Linked DNA regions of Mus musculus: region 2 is linked to region 1. Evidence: chromatin loops called from intact Hi-C (ENCODE). Cell type or tissue: left cerebral cortex. All regions are shown on one strand.

Evidence for each region. Hi-C counts contacts between places; a loop is a spot of excess contacts. Peaks named below come from ENCODE experiments on the same cell type or tissue, not always from the same donor. Only the 100,000 strongest peaks of a DNase experiment are listed, where the experiment ranks them.
Region 2: a loop joins it to region 1, with 2.4 times the contacts of the local background. A loop is called at or near these places in 2 of 42 quality-filtered maps.

Annotation. Positions count from the first base shown.
Region 1 is chr11:108,058,601-108,066,600 of GRCm38, reverse strand. The region is part of intron 3 of Prkca (protein kinase C, alpha); the gene reads left to right. Among named protein-coding and RNA genes, the nearest start is that of Gm51922, 50 kb to the left of the region's middle. In left cerebral cortex, a CTCF peak has its summit at 4,242; DNase peaks (open chromatin) are centred at 1,992, 2,231, 3,317 and 4,285; H3K27ac peaks cover 3,754 bases.
Region 2 is chr11:108,171,926-108,179,925 of GRCm38, reverse strand. All of the region lies in intron 3 of Prkca (protein kinase C, alpha), which reads left to right. It overlaps Gm11655 (a long non-coding RNA gene), which reads right to left and starts at 6,988. Exons shown (of 3, transcript XR_003949784.1): 1 at 1-6,988. In left cerebral cortex, no CTCF peak of the experiment used is centred here; DNase peaks (open chromatin) are centred at 3,057, 3,245 and 7,801; H3K27ac peaks cover 647 bases.

The DNA.
Region 1 (8,000 bases):
GAGTGTCTGAGGAGACAGAAAGAAGGCATCAGATCCCCCTGGAACAGCAGGTTACAGGTCACTGTGAAATCCCTGACATGGGTGTGGAGCCTGAATGTAGATCCTCTGGGAGAGCAGCAAATGACCTTAACCTCTGAGCCTCTCTCCAGACCCATAACATAACTTATAGAGATGTAGACTATGCTGTCAAATACTCTTACATAGGTATAGGTAACTTCTTGGTAGGTTGCTCAAGGAACTGCAGGCAGAGTCCATTCGTTATCAGATACGATATCTGCCTCGGTTTCTCTAACATGCAGCCGACATCTCGTGAAGCAAATGGAACGGACCCAGTGCGAGCAGAGGGGCTTCACCGTCATTCGGGATACAGGGAAGGTGTATGAATCCATGTCCTCCCCTGCATCCTCTCAGATATTGTTCAAAGTGTCCTTTCCCTTTCATCCCTGAACCTGTCTGTCCCCACACTTCCCAGAGGCATGTCGCTTACAAATCTATCGAGAGAAAAGCCACGCTATTGTTCAGTAGAGGAATGGCCATATTTATGTTTCTGGTTTTGACATAAATGTCATTCTAGCCTTTGTTTGATTCTGTGACTTGCTCTTTTTGTCTGACAGTAGTCCTTGGCGCTCAGTCCATGCTCTTAGAGAAAGAGCTAGCTAATTTGCTCCAACTGTTACGTGGCCATCAGTACTATAAGTATATTACAATTTACTTGGTAGTTGCCTTGCTGGGGGAGAATTATGCGTACTTTAAAAGACTCCGTGGATTCAAGGTTAGCGACAGCATCTTGTTCACCTGGGCAAAGAATCTTTAGAATCCTGCTGATGAAGCTTGGTTTGATAAGTTAGCCCGGCTATAAAGACAGCTCGTGTTTGGGCCTAGAGAGGTGGCTCAGAGCACTTGCTAGCCTTGCAGAGGACCTGGGTTCAGTTCCCACCAGTTCCCAGTACCCACACAGTGGTTCACAACCATCAGTAATTCCAGTTCTGGGAAATCCAATGCCCTCCTCTGATGACCACAGGTACCAGGCTTGTGTGTGCTGTGATACATACATGCAGGCAAAATACTCATAAACATAAAATTAAACCTAAAAAGATTTGAAATTTTACTTTAAAGAAGATGATTGTTATTCATCAGAATAAAACATGGCTGCTTCACAGAAGCAAAATAAATTCCTGCCACCAGAAATGGGTTCTTTCTTAAATAGGCCATGTCTACAGCAATGCCAAACCTCGTCAAAAACAAAGTTTTGGTTTTGTTTCGTTTAGTTTTTGGGTTTTTTTTTTTTTTTTTTTTGGCAACAAAGTCTCATGTTTCCAAGGCTGGTATCAAATTTGCTATATAGCTGAAGTTAACTTCTGACCCCCTGGAGTGATGGGATTGTGTCCAGTTTTATATGATGGTAGACATGGAGCACAGGGCTTTAATGCAAACTAGGCAAGAACTTGACCCCTGAGCTTCTCCCCTAGCCAGCACTGAACATTCTAAAGCTCCCATGAAGAGAGATCTAGACTGATGTAGCCTCTGAGAAGGCTATGGGGCCAAACCCTTCTTATAGGTGAGACACAATTACAGTAATAGTCATGTTATAGAAAATCACTCTGGCTTTAGTTTTTGCTAATAAAACAACATTTTTAATATGTTTCTTTCTTTCTTCCTTTCTTCCTTTCTTCCTCTCTTCCTCTCTTCCTCTCTTCCTCTCTCTCTCTGTCTCTCTCTCTGTCTCTCTGTCTCTCTCTCTCTCTGTCTCTCTCTGTCTCTCTCTCTCTCTCTCTCTCTTTCTTTCTTTCTTTCTGTTTCATGGAGTTAAAAAAAGAAATTTCCTAAGAAATTTCAGATCACAATAATGATGCCAGCCTTATTACCCTTGGAGCAGAGTATTCAGTGTTGCCTGTGTAGTCAGCATGCGGGTGACATTTAGACCCAAGCCTGGCTTCCAAGTATGATTCATGAGAACACATCAGATGGTAAGAGCAGGGAATTTTCCTTGGTATTCAGAGGAAGCAGCTTGGAGGAGCCACACAAGGAAGTCGCGCCCCAGAGCTCCACTGGATTAAAAACAGCCCCAGGAACTCAGAAAGCCTGACCCTGAGGCTTTCAAGGATAGGCATTTAGGTCCTCTGAGAAACCTCCAGGGCATGTTGGAGGAATTCAGATATGGGTAGGAAATGCAGGATGGGAACACACACACACACACACACACACACACACACACACACCAGCCAAAGCTTGCCTTCCTTATTTATCAGATAAAAAGGGCTTGTGAAGCATCTGTTCACATGGACCCATTCTCATCTCCATCCTTAGCAGCTGCTGCCTCCTTCAGCTCAGGGATCATCCAAAGGCTAAATTCTGCCCATGGCTGGACCACTCGCCATCCTTAAAGATAGATTGCAAACTCACCTAGAACACATTGCCTTTAGTACGTACATAGAGTCCAGCCAGGAAGAATATAGGAAGTCCAAAGCTCCATCAGCATCAAAATCTATGCGGTGCAGATCTAAGGGCTTGTTTTTAACCAACTTCAGAAGAAGAAGAAGAAGAAGAAGAAGAAGAAGAAGAAGAAGAAGAAGAAGAAGAAGAAGAGGAGGAGGAGGAGGAGGAGGAGGAGGAGGAGGAGGAGGAGGAGGAGGAGGAGGAGGAGGAGGAGGAGGAGGAGGAGGAGGAGGAGGAAGAGGAGGAGGAAGAGGAGGAGGAGGAGGAGGAGGAGGAGGAGGAGGAGGAAGAGGAGGAGGAAAGAGGTCTTGGAAACATCTTGATAGGAATGTTGACACAGTTTTCCAGGGAAAGCTGGTCAAGCTATGATATTTAGAACTAAGAGATAAGATGCAGGCTAGCAGACGCTATGATAGAATTTGCATCCTCCCCTCCCCCTCTGATTGATTTTTTTGGAAATAATTCCAGATTTAGATTCACAAGTGAGATTTTATTTGTGCCTATGAGACAGCCTGTAGGCCAAGCCTCCATTTCCACCACGTACAGCAGGAGTTTCTGAGTGGAGCCTTTGAGCCTTTCTGTTAGAATGTAACAGGCCAGGACAGCATCTGCAGGACAGAGGGTTTTATACTCCCTTCAAACAGAGGCTGCCCAAAAGTTCAAGGAGCATTTACACATGCTTCGCTAAAGGGAAAGACCACTAACCTCGTTAGAGGGGATTACTCTAAGACAGACCCTTCTTTATGTACTAGGACCAAGCTTACCACACATGACCCATGGGGCAGTTTTCTCTAGAACCTTCAAGCAAAGTATGATAGAAGCTCAGTTCTGTGAGGATGTAGTTGCCGTGTGGAGCGTGGGTGTACCGTGACAGAGACAACTAATGCTAGAGATGGGCTGGGAGATTTGTGGACTCGGCTTTGCAATCCCAGAGAATCCTCCTCTGATTGTTTTGCCTTCTCACCCTGCTCCCTGGGGAGCTCAGAGATGCCGTTTATACTTCAACCTCAATAGCCTGTCTTGGTTCTATCGCAGTTGCTGATTTAGTGATGTTGGTTCAGAGATCTTTCCTTTGCTTCAGACTGCTTGGTTAGGGCGTGTGTGTGTGTGTGTGTGTGTGTGTGTGTGTGTATGTGTGTGTCCTCTGAAAGAAAACACTGTTCTTTCTTACTACCCCTGAATCAGCCGCAACAGGCAGAATTCTTGTGGCTGTGGCAGGTAGAAGCTATCACGGGCAAAGACCTAGGTGAAATACACTGGGTACTGCCACCAGGTAAAGGTGCCAGGGACTATGGGTGTAACAGAGAGGGAGCTCCAATGCTGTTTAGGACCCAAGGACCTGCAACACTTACACATAAACACACTTAGGCTTCAGCCCCCACTGAAGCTGGTGACTCTCCACCTGGAAGGCCCACAGCCTTTCAATCTCCCCATGACCCAGGCTGGCTGCACACCTGGCTGAGCCCTCAGTCAGCCAGATATTTGAAATGACTCTGTTAAGAACTGGCCACAGAGGTCACGACATGTGTGTTTACTTAGAGAGGAACTTTCCACTTCTACTTTTGGATAGATCTTTGGAGTCGCCCTCCTCAATCAACCCCTTCACGTGAGATCCGTCAGTTATGGGTCTCACGGACAGGTTCCTCTGTTGCTGTGCCTCTCGAGTCCATGCTATGTGCTCAGCAAACAAGACTGGATTCCCTCCCCAGCACACGGTCTATTCAATTCACATGTTGTACAATGCAAGCCCTTTGTTATAACCATGCATAGAAAATCTAGAGACCTGAGGATGCCGCAAGTCAGCTGGCGGCAGGGCGGCAGCATCTCCTCTCCACTAATGTGCTGTGGTTATGTAAGATGCTCTCGCTGGGAAAGCAGGATGAAGAGCAAAGAGGAACAGGCTGTACTTGTTTTGCAAATTCTTGTGAGTCTTAAGTGATTTCAAAATAAAAAGGGTTTTGTTGGTGTTTTCTTTTTCTAAATATCAAGACAGAATTGAAGGGACTATTTAGTACAGTTGTTTCCAACTTTAATCTTAGCAGCAGCCTCGCCTCCCCGCTTTGCTCTCTTCCCTCCCCACCCTCAGCGGCACCCGGCACCCGGCACCTCCTGACAAGCTCGGGGCCCTGTGAGACCTCATGTGGAACCCTATTCCCACCTCCATGGTCCAGGATTCAGATAGAGAAACCTGAGGCCCAGAGAAGGCCAACACTCTGCTCCTCAGAGGCTCTGCTATAAATACAGACGGCCTGGGCAGGTTTCTGCTCCAGTGGCTTTCTGTGAAGCATGGTGAGTCCCGTTTAGGTAACAAGGTTGTTTCTCTTGTCAGGCCTGGAGCCATGCATTACACGGGATGAGTTTCCATGTTTCTCCTTCATCCTTCTCCACAGGCAATAACATCAGCGTGACCTTTAAGCTGGGACCATGCATGAGCTAATCTGGGCCACTGAGCAGTTTCAAATTTACCACATAGGGTTGATTGCCAAGGAACTCTCTGGAGGGCTAGAGACAATGTGCTAGAAGCCAGACCGAAGAGATATTCCCCGTTCAGCCTCCATTCTGACCCCCAGTCAAGGCTGGAATCACCCAGATCACTGGATGTTTCCATAACTGTCCATGCCGCTGAAGTATTTTAGAGAAACCTTGGGCTTCGTGAAGTTTATTTCTATGGCTAACACCATAATAGCCTCTTATATTTTTCCAGCTCTTATCAAGTTGTAAACCCTTTGCATATGGTCATATGCTGCTGGAGTTCACATGAGCACATACACCTATTATAATTTATAAATAAAATTGAGGGCCCCCCATGCACTTTTGGTAGTGAAGGATTCTGGGACCTGGTGGCTCTCCAGACACCACACACACACACATACACACACACACACACACACACACACACACACACACACACACACACACACAAGAAGTAGAAGTCATGACTTCCTCTCTTTCTACATCTCCTGGCAGTTAGAGCCTGGAGATGCCATATGGGTGTCAGATGAGTGAGACTTAGGTTTTCCTGAAAGAGGGGCCCATTGCCCATGTGCCACATCAATAGAGATGTGTGTGAGAGTCAGCTGGCAGGACAGCCACCCCAGGGCTGACCTGACGGCCTGTGCATCCTCCAGTGGGTTTACAGTGAGCTGCCACTCTTCATTTGCTGCTAGTTGTTGATGCTGTATCTCTGCAGGCAACCTGGCTTCTTGCTTTCCCCCCAGCATCTTCTTTGCCCTCCACATTGTGGGGAACAACCTTCACTGTCAGCATGGGTCCAGATAATTGGTGCTGATGCTAGCCTGATCCTTCGGCATTCTGGCCCATGTCGCAGACATCGGAGTAACTGATCAGCTGCTCTTCACTCCATCTTCACAGCCATTTCTATCTAGGGAAAATGCTCCCACAAGGACATGGATCTTTTATAACCTGAAGAGGGGCCTTTAGAGGGGCAGGCAGTGGGTTGCTTCATGGGTATTGCTAATCATGAGCCAATGAGATGGCTTCAAGGGTAAGGTGTTTGCTTCTACACCCGAGGACCAAAATCTGATCCCTGGAAATCACATGGTGGAAGGGAGAACCAACTCTTAGAAGCCATCCAAGAACCTTCACACGCGCAAGGTGGCACACACAGATGCTCAAGTGCATGCACAATATACACTAAACAAACAAATGAACGAATAAGTTTACAAATAAAACAGTATTGCTGGTCATCACACATGTATTCAGCTACTACTGTGAGGTCCTGTTGTCTGTGAAATGACCTCTTACAGCAGTGATTCCCAGTCTTCGAACCCTGAGATAATCTTTTCTAGACTGGAACAGAGCATGGTAGCATACACCTGCAATCCCACTATTCAGCAAGCTAACAAAAGGGGTTGAGGCCAGTCTAGGTTACATAGTGATATTCTGTATCCAAAAAGAATGGGAGGGAGGGAGGGCAGGAAGGAAGAGGGAAGGAAGAGGGAGGGGGTAGGGAAGGTGGGACAACAAGAGGAGGCCCTTCCCCAGAGTCTGTGATTGTGGAAACATCTAGGTGCAATATTTGCAATCACTCTAACTGATACTCTGTTAGGTGAAGCCTGTTGCCCTAAAGCTGGGCTGCGCAAATATTTCTTACAAGGTTAGGTAATAAATATTTTCAGCTTTGTGGCCCATTCTGTCTCTGCCACAAATGTTCAACACTGCCACTGTAGCCACAGAAACCATGTCACTAAGTGAACATGGTTGCATTCCGAGAAGATGTTATTTATAAAAGAGCTAGTATATCTGTATCCCTCCCTCAGAAAACTGAGGTGCAGCTCTGGACGTTTAAGAGATGGCAAGAACCAGCTCTTCATGCTGGGTAGACATCTGAAAGCTTGCACAGTAAGAATTGGGTGGCCAGATCCCAGTTTTCAATGTGTTTGAGTCTCAGAGATCTGCGGGGTGGGGCGGGGGAGTGGTCATCACCTCTCTGTAAGATGAGGGTGACGATAATATAATGAGGAACAAAGAGACATGTTCACCTTTACCACAGCTAATGGATACATCTGTGAGTGTTTTGGCGTGCTCTTCTTTAAACTTTTCTGCATGATTAAGACATTCCGGAATTTTCCAAACTATGCCTTTTAAAAGTGGTCATAATCATTCATTTGGGATACCTTTAGCTTGGGTCATGGGTTTCAAAGTCAACCAAAAGCCACACTTGCCTTTGGAATCCTGTTAGACCTCTGGCACCCAGGTGCCTTGGAAAGTCTGAAGCCTAGCATGTCTTTTTATGTGTATCTTTATATGTGAGCAACACCTGCCTCCAGGAGAGCCTGTGCTTAATGTATCTTCATGGAGCCCCCTTCCCCGACCCCCACCACTTAGTGTATCTTCATGGAGCTCCTGTCTTCTGTTCCTCCCTGGCTTTGCCCTCTGTGCTCTAGCAGAAGCTCAGGCCACCCTTCAGGAAGAAGCAGTTCATGAGGAAAGAACCTTGTATGTGCATATTGACTATAACATTAGCTTGTTGTTCAAATATCATACAAAGGTCTTTTCGCTCAGTCCTCTCCTTGAAGGAGCCGGGGGCTGTGTGTGGTGGTATGCATCCTTAATCCCAAAACTGCAGAGCTGAGAAGTTCTGAGACAGGAGGGTTGAAAGTTCAAGACCAGCCTAGGTTACATAGTGGAGGTAGAATAAGGAGAGGAGAGGTACCACGAGGAAAATGAAGATGAAAAGAAAGAGGAAGAAGGGAGGAGGAGGAGGAAGAGAAGGAGGAGGAGAAGGCATCAGCAACAGCTACCACTAGAACTAGCAGCTAGTTCCTTCCTTCTCTGTCCCCTGCATACTCACCCTGCACTGGACAGTCTACCAGTCTCCTACTAGGACATTCTAATCAGTTTACAAAGGTTGGCTTGTTTTGTCCTTATTATAACCATGTAACTTAGGTGGTGCTGACTTCCCTATTTGTAGATGAGACAGGAAGAACAAGCCATTTGTCCAAATCCATGCCTCTGAAAGGTACCAGAATCCAGACTCAGTATGACATGATATATATATATATATATATATATATATATATATAGAGAGAGAGAGAGAGAGA
Region 2 (8,000 bases), 110 kb before region 1:
CTGGGTGTCTTTGTCCCTTCTAGCTGTGTCCCCTCTCCACCCTTTGTCCTTAGTGCAGGACTGTGCCCTAAGGGTTGGTCGCATAGTCTCTGATCTGTTTCCCCACTACATCATCTTGCTTACTTCTACCCAGTGGAATGTTAGTAGTTAAAAATAAATAAAAACGAGGGCCGAAGGATCAGCAGGTAAAAGCCATGGCTGCCAAGCTTCAAAATGAGTTTGATCTCTAGAAAGAGAGAACCAAGTGCCGACAGTTAGCTGCCCTCTGACCTCCACATACAAACCATGGCATGCTCTCTCCACCCTCTGCAAAAGGAAAAAAAAAAAAGGGAATGAAAGGACTTTTAAAAGGGAACACAATGTGTGAGCCCAGCCATGCCTCTCCTGAATCACCCCTCCTGAGGGGTGGGATCGATCAGTAAAGTGTAAACCCGATGGCTTAGCTGTGACTGTTAGCTGGGGACCTTGTTCTTTGTCATCCTAGAAGCTCCAGGAGGGTAACATGGGTGGCTGATGTAGAGGAGTCAGCTTTATAAGAGTCCAGGCCTCAGAGGAAGGAAAGGATGGTGTTTCCTGGTTTAACACAGCCCCAAAGCCTGAGTCCTTACAAAGGGTCCAAGTCGGGACTCTCCAGAGAAACAGATTCAACAGGAAGCATCTACCTGTGTGAGTGTAAAGAGGTTTTCTATAAGGATTAGACACATGGTTTAGGGGCTTAGTCCCAAGACTTTCAAAGTTGATTTGGCAAGCTGGAGGTTCAAGGCAGAGGATCACCTATCCTGGTCCAGCCCTATGTCGGTGTCCCGAGACCCAGGGGAGCTGATGACCTCAGCCCAGCCCCAGTATGAACACTGGTAAGCCCAGGAGCCTGGGAGGAGCTTCTGGGAGCAAGAAACAAGCCCACGTTCAAAGCCTTTAGTCAGTCTTTCCTTCTATTCAGACTTTCAGGGCTTAGGTTGGGCTCACCCAGGTACGGACTTTCTTAGTTTCACTTCCTGTTTTGCTGCCATAGAAAACCCTTACAAAAACAACTTAAGTGTAAAGGGGTTTAGTTACAGGAAAAATGATTTATTTTGGCCCACAGTGGCAGGTTACAGCCTGCTACCGTCAAATCTAGAAGCCACTAGTCACAGTGCATCCACATTTGATAGATCCCCACATATTAGAGCTCAGCTTACTCTCAACCCCTGGACAAGGAATGGTGCTGCCCACAGTGGGTAAATCTTCCCACCCCAATTAACACAATCGAGATACCCCTGCCGGACATGCCCCAAAGTCTGCCTACTCTAGATAATCCTTCCTTGAAGCACCCTTCCAGGTGCTTTTGACAGTTGAAGCTAGCCATGACAGCCACCTACCTTCCTTAGCTCGGGCATTGCTCTCATCCCCAAACACCGTCAGAGAAACACCCAGAGTCACATGTGAACAAAATATCTGGGTACGCAGTGGCCCAGTCAAGGTGACACATAAAACTGATCATGTCAGGTACACAGGCTGTGCACCTTGGAAAGGGTGAGTCACAGGGGCTGATGGCAGAGCCCTTAGCATAGAATGCTTTTCCCTTGCTGTAGACCATGCTTTCTTCCCCCAAATCTTATTCATTTCTATATTCCCCAGTACAGACTACCATTGTTTGTTGAAAACACTGAGAATTCATGTATGTGTAGAATGAAATATGAATGTCTACTCCCCATGTATGAAATTCTCAAAAATAAAGGAAAAATTAAGAATATTAAGATGTACTATATACAAAACTGGATATGACGTTGATGTTATTAAGTACTTGTAGATATCATTAAACTTTCAGATACTTTATTTCTATTTATGAATTCCTATATGAATACATGCATTTACCTAAGCTTATTCAGATACAAAGGAAGATGAAAAAGTTTACAAAGCTCCTATATATTTCCTTGAAATTTTATGGCATAAGCCTAGTGCGCATCAAGCCTGCATAGATGGAGAGATGAGTTATTATATGTGTGTGTATACATATATATATGTGTATATATATATATATATATATATATATATATATATATATCAACTCAAAAGAAACTAAAGTACATGAGTCTCTTATTTGTAAAATTCACAAGCTCTTACAACTAGCAACTAAAATAAAATTTGAACCAAAAAAAAAATCCTAGTTTAGAAAAATACTTAAAACATTTAAAATCCAAAATAAGAGAGAAAGGATTGAGCTTTCCGGTCCCAGAAGCCTGGGTTTCCAGAGAGAATATGTAAAATGTTTTTAGTGGTCTCTCAGAACCACTCCTGGCTTCCTGGATCATAAGGCATGGTCTTCAGGAACTGAGCCTCTCTTTGTTGCTGTTTTGCTTCTCATCTTTTTGAATAAACAGATGTGTGGTTTTCTTTTCAAGTTAGTTACTTCTGAGTGCTTAAATTTAAACCCTCACAAAATAATATAAGATGCCCATTAAACTAGGTGACTGGAATTTTTCAATTTAGTACATACCCCCTTTTTTCTCTAATGCCAATTTGGAAAGCAACCTTCTGAAGGTGATCCCTGTTTTGTCAACTGTGTGCCACACAAGGATGCTGGGGGCGACACTCAAGGCCTAGTACACATGAAGAATGCTCCAGTGCTGAGCCACACACTCAGCCTTACTACTGCTTCTGGACTGGGACTCCTTGGCGTTAAGGCCAGTTATTCAGCTGTTCATCTGGGAAGGTTTGCATGTTTCAGGCTGAAGGAGGTTAGGATGGGGCCGTGCTTGGTTCCCCTCTACACCTCTACTCCTCTCATCTAGCATGAAATCCCACCCACACCCAACTGCTTGGACCACTCTGTGTCAGAGTCACTGGCTGCTATTCCTGCCCAGGAGAAATTCATCCGATATACATTTTGAAATACCTGCTGCAACTGTTTTACCTGGGCAACATGTCCTCGTAGGTCGTAAAACACACTTCAGAAGGCAGTTGGCTCTCTGCTCCTCCTCTGCAGTTTCTAGGCCCTGTCTCATCCCTCCCCCATCCCTGCTCTAAAGCAAGAAGCTTTCTTGTGTTAACATGAAATATAAATGTTTAAAACATGAGCGTTTCATACTTGGAAATGGTATTGTCTGTGGAGGAGGGTGATTTTAGGTTTCTAGATATTAAACTGTACTGACTCATTTGTTCTTAAACAAGTCGTTCTCTAGTTACTAAAATTAACCACACACAAAAAAATAATAAAAGACCAGAGAAGCTTGAAAAAGAAGAGAAGTAGGCACAGAAGTCCTTAAAATTAGAAAGCCAGGGCTGCTCTCTTAGCATGTGCTGTGTTTGAATGATGCGCCAAGATTAAGGTAATCCACTTTAACCATTTCCTCCCACTAAAATCTGGGAGGTCGGAATAACTTCATGTACAGAACCAGAAGCGAAGGAAGAAACATGGCAGGTGTTTTAAAAATTTGAAATGATTTATGAATATAAGAGAAACAGACTTTTTAAAATCCACACACCACTGCCATTTTGGAGTTGTGCTCTCAGGTACCATTTTACAGGCAGTAAATGTCTGTGAATGTGGCAGCCGGACAGTGGGGGAGTCCAGCAAAGATGCCTTCGGAGCAGCCTCTGGAGGGCTCCTCGCTTGTTCATGGCTGGATCCCCAATCTGGCTCCTCCTCTACACAACAGCCAGAGTGAGACTCTGCAAGTGTAGCAGATCAGTCACTTCTGTATTGTCCCACTTGCCAGCTATTGGAGTGCGGCATGGCTCCTACCATGCAGGACAAAGCCCATGACAGTGGTGGCCTGGCTCCTGCCTACTTGCTGACCAAGCTCAGATCTTCCCCATCTACATTAATATCTTCTATTACCCTGTTTAGATGGTGTGCCCCTGGGGACATGTCTTTGGAGCACCTTCCATTGTTACAATGGGTGTCCTATTCCTCTATGATGGTTTTCAAACCCTCCATCACCTTCTGAAACCTTGGCACTCAGTAATTAACTTTGTCTTTTCATTATCATGAACACAACACAAGAGTAGGACCTTATCTTACATTTCCATTTAACCTAAAACAATACCTGGTACATGGTAAGTCCTTGCTACATGTTTGTTGGATATACATACATACATACATACATACTCACACATACACACACACACACACACACACACACACACATATACATATATAATATGGGAGATGAAAAATGTTACAAGGTTTTGTTTGCTTCCTACTAACAATAAAGGGAAATATCATAGGACTCATGGAGATTTTTCTTTATTTTTATATTTTCTGACTGTAATGCTGTACCACATAGTCATAAACTGGCCCTGCCAAGGAAGCCAGGGACTTGTCCTGGGATTGGATACTATTTCTGAAACAAAAAGACTATTGTTCACAATGTTAGCCTTAGACTATGTGGCCTTTAAAACTATTTTAAAATACAATGTATCTTCTCAATCAGAGTATCCAATTAACCATCAGATTCTAAACGGCAACCATTCCTGACACGGGAGATAAGGGGATTGAATTTAGAACTTTGAGAATAATCTCTCTCTCTCTCTCTCTCTCTCTCTCTCTCTCTCTCTCTCTCTCTCTCTCTCTCTCTCTCTCTCTCTCTCTCTCTCTTTTTGTCTAATAGGGTCTTGATATTCTCAATTATGGCCAGCAAGCAGTGTCCTCTTTCATGGGTCTCCTTCAGGAGACTTTGGTTTCTCTGGCTTTTACTACTGGAGCAGCAGAGAGTTGTTAAGTCCATTTGGGTTGAGCAGGGTGATGGAGTTTGTAACAATAAGGAGAGATGGCTGGAAAGACACAGAGAGAGGCTCATATGCTGCCAGGTCCCTAAATTCAATTTCAAGTGACTACTAAGATTAGGATGATGGCAGATGTTATGTGCAGGGAGCACAGACACAGAGGGAATTTAAGGAATCAAAACTGCTAATACTTTGATATTTAGAATGATTTGATTTAGGGATATTTTTACATTTAATCTTGTCAGTACAATATGATTTTTGAAAAGTTCTAAAATTCCACTGAGCCATTTGTGCCTTACTTTAATGCTAGTAGTGCAAGTCTTTGAGACTGCAACAAATTGCTACCAGTTTCTCAGATGTCATCTGTATGAAATATGACCACCCGTCTGAGAGGTCTTCCCTGCTCAACAGTGTGGGATGAAGCCGTTTGGTGCACATGTCTAGACTGCCACATGAGCAGCCATTGCTCTTCACAACTGAACCACCTCTTCAGCACCAAGTTATTCTTAACGTTTGCTTGTATCCCCAAGATTTTGTTGGTTGTTTCTGCCTGGTGATTGTACTTCTAAATTGACTGGTTTGGCAATAATATTTTGTTTGATAGTAAGTAATATTTTAATGAAATATTTTTAGTTTTAATAAGGGCATTCAGTCATGATATTTTTATTGTATAGCTACTCCTAGGAGTGGGGTATAATGGTCAGTTGGAACAAATCAGGTGCATGAATGAATCCACTGTTCAGGAAACAACTTGGCAGCATTCAGAAGTAATAGAGCATCCCAAAGCTAAGGGGCCACTTCCCTGATGGCCCAGGACAGCCAGGGAAGCATCTGAAGGCTGTGTATAGGTATTAAAAGGCTGAAATAACCAAAGCACTGTGGGGGTAGGGGGGTCATGGCAGAAGGACCTGGAAAACAAGCCAGGAATGCTCAACATGCGAACAAGAGAAGCCCTAAGAGACAAAGAGAGCTGCCTTCCTGAGTAGAATGATGGATTGGCCTTTGGAGCACCAGAGGGTGGTCCTTACTCAGAGCTTAGCATAGTCCCCAAGAGGAAGCCCCAATAGATAAATGTTTCCAGCACTAGAAGGAATTCAGAGCCTGGAGCCCCGAGAAACAAGACAAGATGTGCCAGTCTTGAGCTGTGCTGTTCCAGAGGGGCCCAGGAAGAGTGCCAGGTTTCCTTCAAGTCTTATTCATCCTTCAAGATTCAGGTTTAGCCTTGGTCCTCTCAGGAGATTTCCCAGTACACCCCTGCCCCTTCAGCATGGATGCTATTCCCCAGCCCCTTCTCCACCTGCATCCTGCTGCCTCTTGTCTTCTTCTCTGTGCACAGTCCTTTGAGACTTCCAAACCACAATGCTGTCATAGCTTCTCCATCTCTATTCATGTACGGTGCATGGTCCCTCGAGAGCAAAGCCATCCTTCTGCCTAGATGTCCTTGGTGCTTACAGGGAATCTGGCTCATAGGTGGCTTTCAAGTTAGCAAAGAAATGAACAAACTCCAGTGAGATTCATTTTGGCTTAACCTTGACACTGACAGAATTTCTGATTTTACTTTGTTGACACCAGCACCACCAGCTTTTCCTGAGCCCATCATGCTAAGAGTGGCCTCTTAGTGTTAAGGCTAGTTTTTGAGAACAAAAAGTAACTCCCAGTTCTTTGTGCAAATGCCATAAAATTTTAACATCCAACTTCCGAGCCCCTTGCAAAGGTAAGAAAATTACTCACAAGACCATTCTGCGAAACACTTCATACCTTTCAGTTTGAAAGTGAAAGACCCCATCTCTGTCAGTGTTGACGATGGCAGTGTGGACTGTGGAACAGCTTGGACGCTGAGAATGGACGTGATCTCAATAGGCCCCCAGGTTCCCTTTGTTTATTGAAACAGAAACACCAGGGAAGAACAAGACTAGCTTTGAAAATAACTTGGTACACACATAGGTGAAGTAGCCTTACCTCCCAGTAGGTAGCCGAGAATAAATGGGTCTCCCTAGCTGTTGTTCCAGGATATTTTTAGAAAGAAAGAGCCCTGGTAGAAAAATAAATGTAAACAATTCAAAGAGAAGAGACCCCAGGCAGTTTGGTGCTGCTTTTTATTTCTGTCTCATCAAGGGGAGAAAAGTAGAAACTGAGCAAAACCCATAGAAGGGAATGGGGGTGGATCTTCCTCCCCTCATAGGATGCTGTGGATAATGTACGGTTTGCTCTGAACACGTGTAGCTCAGAGGGCAGCTTATAGACAACCTGAAGAACCTTCTACAAAATTCCTGTTCGTATTGCCCATTGCAATTTTATTTGAGAAAAGATTTTTGTTGCTTTCATGATAGTTTTTAGCTTCTAAATGAACGGCATTTATTTACCATAGAATTTGAACTTTCAGTACCATTCTAGTACTGCTCTCAAAAGGCTTGGTTTCTTTCTTTTTTTCTTTTTTTTTTCTTTCTTTCTTTCTTTCTTTCTTTCTTTCTTCCTTCCTTCCTTCCTTGTTTTCTTTCTTTCTCTTCCTTCCTTCCTTCCTTCCTTTCTTTCTTCCTTCCTTCCTTCCTTCCTTGTTTTCTTACTTTCTCTTCCTTCCTTCCTTCCTTCCTTCCTTCCTTTCTTTCTTTCTTCCTTCCTTGTTTTCTTTCTTTCTCTTTCTTCCTTCCTTCCTTCTTTCCTTTCTTTCTTCCTTCCTTGTTTTCTTTCTTTCTCTTTCTTCCTTTCTTTCTTCCTTCCTTTCTTTCTTTCTTTCTTTCTCTCTCTCTCTCTCTTTCTTTCTTTCTTTCTTTCTTTCTTTCTTTCTTTCAGAATCTTCTAAGGGGAATTGATGAACCTGATAACCTAATTTTAGACCTCCTGAAATTTGGCAGATGGATGGTATTTATAGTGTTCTGAATCAGTTCCTATTAGAAACTTAAAAATAGTTACACATTAGAGAATATATTTAAGATAGAAAAGACTTTTTTTTTTAACCCTAAATCCAGTGCCCGTAGATTTGTTTTTAGCAACCTAAGCTGTGTGTGCATTTTGGTAGCAATTTCTAAAGAGGCTTTTTGTACTCTCTCCATTCTCTTTCCTGTGTGATGCTGCTGTTGTCATGGAAACAGATCTTGGAGTCGCTTTGTTATACAGCGTAAGGGACTCCCTGATATGGAGATTAACCACAGGTTGCTGTCATCCACACACAGTTGTGTATGATGCATTTTGTACAAAACTTAGAACACTGTGTTTTTGAGGTCACACCATTTTTGACATCTGTGCATGAAGCGCAAACACATCAGGGTGTCGGCCATGGGCTCCCTAAAATGGGC